Linked DNA regions of Mus musculus: region 1 is linked to region 2. A link is a loop called in an ENCODE intact Hi-C map of the cell type or tissue named here. Cell type or tissue: left cerebral cortex. All regions are shown on one strand.

Region 1 (2,500 bases), 61 kb after region 2:
TGCATGGGTTTTGGAATTGTCAGGCTCTATAAGAAAATGAAATCCTTTGTGCCAGCTCTGGTCCTGCTGGTCTGTGAGCGGTGGACACACTCGTGTGCGTGCCAATGCATGTGTGTTGTAGAGAGTTCCTATTTTGAGCTGTTTGAGAAAGCAGCTGCCCTGAATTGAGGCGCATGTGTCTTCAGCTTATTTCCCGATGTTAGCCTAAAATAGAAACCGGCCTCTGTCGGCAGTGGCTCTCCCGGGCAACTTGTCAGCAAAAGCACTTCCAAGTGTTTCCCTATAGTCTATGCCTTTGACGGAGAGCGCCTTCTTTCTTCTTTAATTTATTCTATCTGCTGGGCTGTTGATAGAACCCAGGGTCTTGTGCATGCTAGGCAAGTTCTCCCCAGCTGAGCCATTACCCCAGCACTTCATCACTCTGTAGCCAGGCTAGCATTGAACTAGCAGCCTCCTGGGTGCTAGGATCATAGGTATGTGTTACACTTGACTAGGAACAGTTTCCTCGTGCTTGGACCCACTGTCCTTTAACCGCCACCACCTGGTAGCTTCAAGTCTCCTGAAAATTATTAAGATACCCACCCACAGTGAGATCTGTGTCACCACAGGATCTAGCAGTGACCTTCAGCTTGGCCTTCATTCAAGCTTTAGTGAAGCCCCAGGCTATCTGGCCTTCCTCTCCAGCTTGAATACAGTCATGTTTAATGTTTGTGTTATTTGCCTTTTAACTGAGTCACTCTTGTTTATTTAGTTGTAAGTGAGTGAGGGGCAAGGGTGGGTGTGGAAATGATCGCTCTCTACCCTTTAGATCACTGAATAAACACTTCAATCAAGTGAGTCCTGTAAGCTCTAGGCTGCACTAAGGAATAGCAATTGTAGGGTGGCCTGGCCTCAGTGCTAGGGCTCTCTGTCCTGTAAAGCAGTTGTTTCGGGTGATAAATGACTATGCTAGATGCTTTGGAATTCCAAAAGGAAATTCTTCTGCCTGGGTGAGAAGGTGGCTTCATGCAAATGGTCACTTGACAGCCCAGGCTTTTGTACCCACCTTTCATGGGCTCCTGCAGCTGTCTTGCTGTGCAGTCAGTTTGATGTGCATGTTTGTCCTCCCTGCAGAACTTCACCTTCAAGAGGCCAGGGCCATCCAGGTGTGATACCACTCCTGGAATCCCAGCACTCAGAGGCTATAGGAGGAGGATTGTACATTTGATGCCAGCCTGCGTATATAACAAGACCCTGTTTCAGAAAGAAAGGGAGGGGGGGAGTTATATAACTTCTTGGCTGTATGCATACAAAGCACACAATAGATACTCGTGAGTACATTCCTGATAGTCACTGCAGGCTGACTCAAAGCAGCAAGACTCACCTGCTCCATAGTGTTTCCCTGCTTGTTAGCCACTTGCACTGAAATGTTAGTGAAACTTGAGACCCACAATTCTTGCTCTAGTTGTGTCATTGGATAATGACATGCTTGTAATCCTAGCACAGAGGAGGAAGAGGAGGAAGGGGAGGAGGAGGAAGAGTTGGAAACAGAGGTAGATTGCTGTGGCTCACTGGCCAACCAACACAGCTCAATCTAAAAGCTCCAGGCCAGTAAGACCCTGTCTCAAAAAAACCTTATAGACATCACCTTGTGGAGCTGGCTTCCAAGAAGGCAGGAAAGCTACTTGGAATCAGGGTATCCCAACCTAGCCTGAGCTCACAGATAGATAAAGCTACTTGGAATCAGGGTATCCCAACCTAACCTGAGCTCACAGATAGATAAAGCTACTTGGAATCAGGGTATCCCAACCTAGCCTGAGCTCACAGATAGATAAAAGGAGCTTTTACACTGGAGTCAGAGCCTGTATTCTCCCTGGATAGGTAGACTTCTGGTGGCAGCCTGGCACTTCAATATAGAATGAGTGTGGATCTCACTGGTGTGTGTGACCAGGGCCCTGAGGCTGCAAGGGCACCAAGGTGATGCTTTCATGAAGGTTGACTTGTAGCCCTTCTTTAGGAGTAAGTGTAAGATTCAGCATGCCTATTTCTTGAAATACTTTTTGAGTTTCAGTTTCCATGTGATACAAGATGTCGAACATTCTAGGTTTCCCACAAAATATAGCTTACTCCCCCCCCCCCCCCAAACCCCTCTTCATCCATATCTGGATGTGGTTGGGATGCTTTTTCCACAGTAGAATGCAGATTGGAGTGTGGTTTTCCATGGGCTCATTTTCAGCATGAGTTTGACATCTTCCTCCACCATGCACATGGGCTTAGTGAAGTGCAACTGGCCTAACAGAGGTGCCCCCGACCTGTTGATGAGACTGGGTTACGAGGGACTGAGCAGAATGCCCAGGTCGCATCTTTGGCAGTTCAGCAGATTCCTGCCCTGCCACCCCACATGCTATATGTCTTAGACACTGCAGCATTTATGAGAACAGAGCGTAGATGTTGGTGATAAACCAGCTCATAAATGACCACGAGTAAATTTTTATTCCAGAAGCATTTTGATCTCACACAG
Region 2 (2,500 bases):
AATCTCTGGCCTCCATATGTGAATGAACACACACACACACACACACACACACACACACGATTTGGAGGTGGTTTAAATTTTGGGGGGAGTAATTTAGCCTAAGTCTTTGAGCCTTCCAAATGTGACCAGCCCTATCTGGAGCAGTGGAAGCTCCACACATTGGCGGAAGGCTCAGTCTACTCACTGTGTCAATCTGTTTCCGTGGTGGCAGGAGGCAGCACAGTATTAAATTTGGAGACCCCTGTTGGCTCCTCGAGTTGGTTCACATATGTCTGCAAGGTTGGGTAAAGGAGTGAGGTGGAACCCCATAGAGTCTCTGACTGCCAGCAGCAAGTGGCCCCAGGTGTACTGGCTTTGCAATGTAGGTTCCTAGTCACCAGGCCACCTGTTCAACTCAAGCTGTCTGACCTATCAGTCTGCAGAGAGACCTCAGAATCAAAGGACAAATAGCTGGGCTTAGGAAACAGGGTCTGACCTATGTCTTTTAGAGTGGGTGTGGGTGTGGGTGTACATATGTGCCTCACCCTCACTCTACTTCCTTTCCCTGTACATGTCTGGATGCCAGAAGACAGCCTCTGCTGTTTCTCCTCAGGTGCCATCCATCTTGTTCCTTTTGGGGACAGTTTCTCATAACAGTGGGAGTTGTTTTGTACCTGGATGGCCAGTAAGTTCCAGGAACCCTCTATTTCCTTTCTAACGGCAGCCTTACACATAGCTTTGTATGTGGATGTTGAAATCTAAACTCAGGTCTTGGTGCTCACAAGTCAGCTGTGTTACTCACTGACTCTTTCTGACCTGATTGATTTATTTACTTACTTTTGGTGCCAGGCTGGTCTCAAACTTGATGTGAAGCAGAAATTGGCCTTGAACTTCTGATCTTCCTGCTTCCACCTCTGAGTGTTGGGATTACAGGAACACACCACCATGCCCATCAGCCCTGTGCTCTTACTTTATCCTCTAAATGTACTCACTCACTGAGAAGGCTAGAACCCCTCAAGTTCCCACATTGAACACCCCACTCAGTTAAAGAAGCCAGGATATGCTACTTGTGCTATAGCTGGAAACCCAGACTTCTTCATGGCAAGCAGCAGGATCCCTATTGAAACAGCAGCCAGCACTGGTTTTCTGTTTCTCCAAGTTGTGTGTGTGTGTGTATGTGTGTATGTATGCGCCTGTGCCTGGAAGGAAATATCAACTTCTCCCGTTCCTGTCATATTTCAATATTGGCTTTTTTCCGCCCTTCTCCAAGTCTCCCGTTATAACTTCTTCTGCTGCTTAAATATAGCCATCTAAGTCCTCCTTCTTGCCAGATTGTTTATATTTTTGCAAGCCTTCTGCGTTATCTGCGACTGCTTGCTTGCCTCTCTCTCCATCCCACTTCCCCACGTTGGTGGCGGTTGCTCTTTTTCCCCTGCCTCCTCTTCTCTGGGATGACTTTCAAATGTGGTCTATCAAAACGCCCAGTGTTTCCCTCTTTTCTGCAGTCGCTTTGACATCTGTTCTTGAATGCTAGCCCACAGTATTGCTTTGGATTTGCTCACCCAGGATTTGTTTGAATGCCAGAAATACTAAAGGAAGAGTGTGGCATGAGGCCTCTCCCCACCTCACAGTTCCCCTCTCCACATTTAAACTGTCTTTAGATTTCTGAGTTGACAGCATGCTGGTTGGTTGTTCCAGCTCTCTGTCATCTTGTCTGGCCACGAGCCACACCATCATGGTACCAGGAAAGCATCACCCAAGATGGCTTTCTGGCCCACTGGGTTGTTTCCACAAAAAAGGAAGCAGGAGGCAGGGGATGTTGTTCAGTTTGTAGAGCACCTAGTATGCAGGGACCCTTGGCATTTCTAGAGTGATGATACATGCCTGTGCCTCCAGCTCTAAAGAAGAGGAGGCAGGGGGACCTTCCCCTTACTTCACATCCTTCTGGGAAGTTCTATAAGGCAGGTTGGCTTTCACTTCCCACCCCAGTCTCGCTCAGGTGGTAGCAGGGAATATCTTCTGAGTGACGAACACCCTATTCTGCCCACCATTTCCTTTCCATGTGCCCTTCCATGCTGTTATGTGAGCGCCTCCAGCTCTGAGGACATGCATTACACATCTCCTTTTAAGACTCTGGGGATTAGGGATATGGCTCGGTTGCTAGAGTGCTTACAGAGTAAGCATGAAGTCCTGGGTTCTATCCCTAGAACTGTTTAATGCATGCCTATAATCCTAACAACTGGGAAGAAGGCAGAGACAGTAAGATTAGGAATTCAAGGTCATTTTTTCCAGCTTTATAATGAATCTAAGGCCAGTCTGGGGTACATGAGACCCTGTCTCTGGGGGATTGGGGGAGAATCATGTATGACAATCGGAGGTAGGTAGACTCTGGTGGCCTTCTTGGCCTTCTAGTTCTCTCAGAAACATAAGATGATGGGATCTGCTGTGGATGGAGGAGTCGCTTATAACAGTCACTAATGCCACACAGAATATTCTGCTCCGTATGTTCAGTAACTGAATT

Evidence for each region. Peaks named below come from ENCODE experiments on the same cell type or tissue, not always from the same donor. Only the 100,000 strongest peaks of a DNase experiment are listed, where the experiment ranks them.
Region 1: a loop joins it to region 2, with 6 times the contacts of the local background. A loop is called at or near these places in 2 of 42 quality-filtered maps.

The regions. Positions count from the first base shown.
Region 1 is chr5:136,425,632-136,428,131 of GRCm38, reverse strand. All of the region lies in intron 2 of Cux1 (cut-like homeobox 1), which reads left to right. Gm16599 (a long non-coding RNA gene) reads right to left here. Exons shown (of 3, transcript XR_868598.3): 3 at 1-2,500. Among named protein-coding and RNA genes, the nearest start is that of Gm16599, 34 kb to the right of the region's middle. In left cerebral cortex, no CTCF peak of the experiment used is centred here; DNase peaks (open chromatin) are centred at 192 and 1,110; H3K27ac peaks cover 2,176 bases.
Region 2 is chr5:136,486,700-136,489,199 of GRCm38, reverse strand. All of the region lies in intron 1 of Cux1 (cut-like homeobox 1), which reads left to right. Among named protein-coding and RNA genes, the nearest start is that of Cux1, 80 kb to the left of the region's middle. In left cerebral cortex, no CTCF peak of the experiment used is centred here; a DNase peak (open chromatin) is centred at 1,369; H3K27ac peaks cover 951 bases.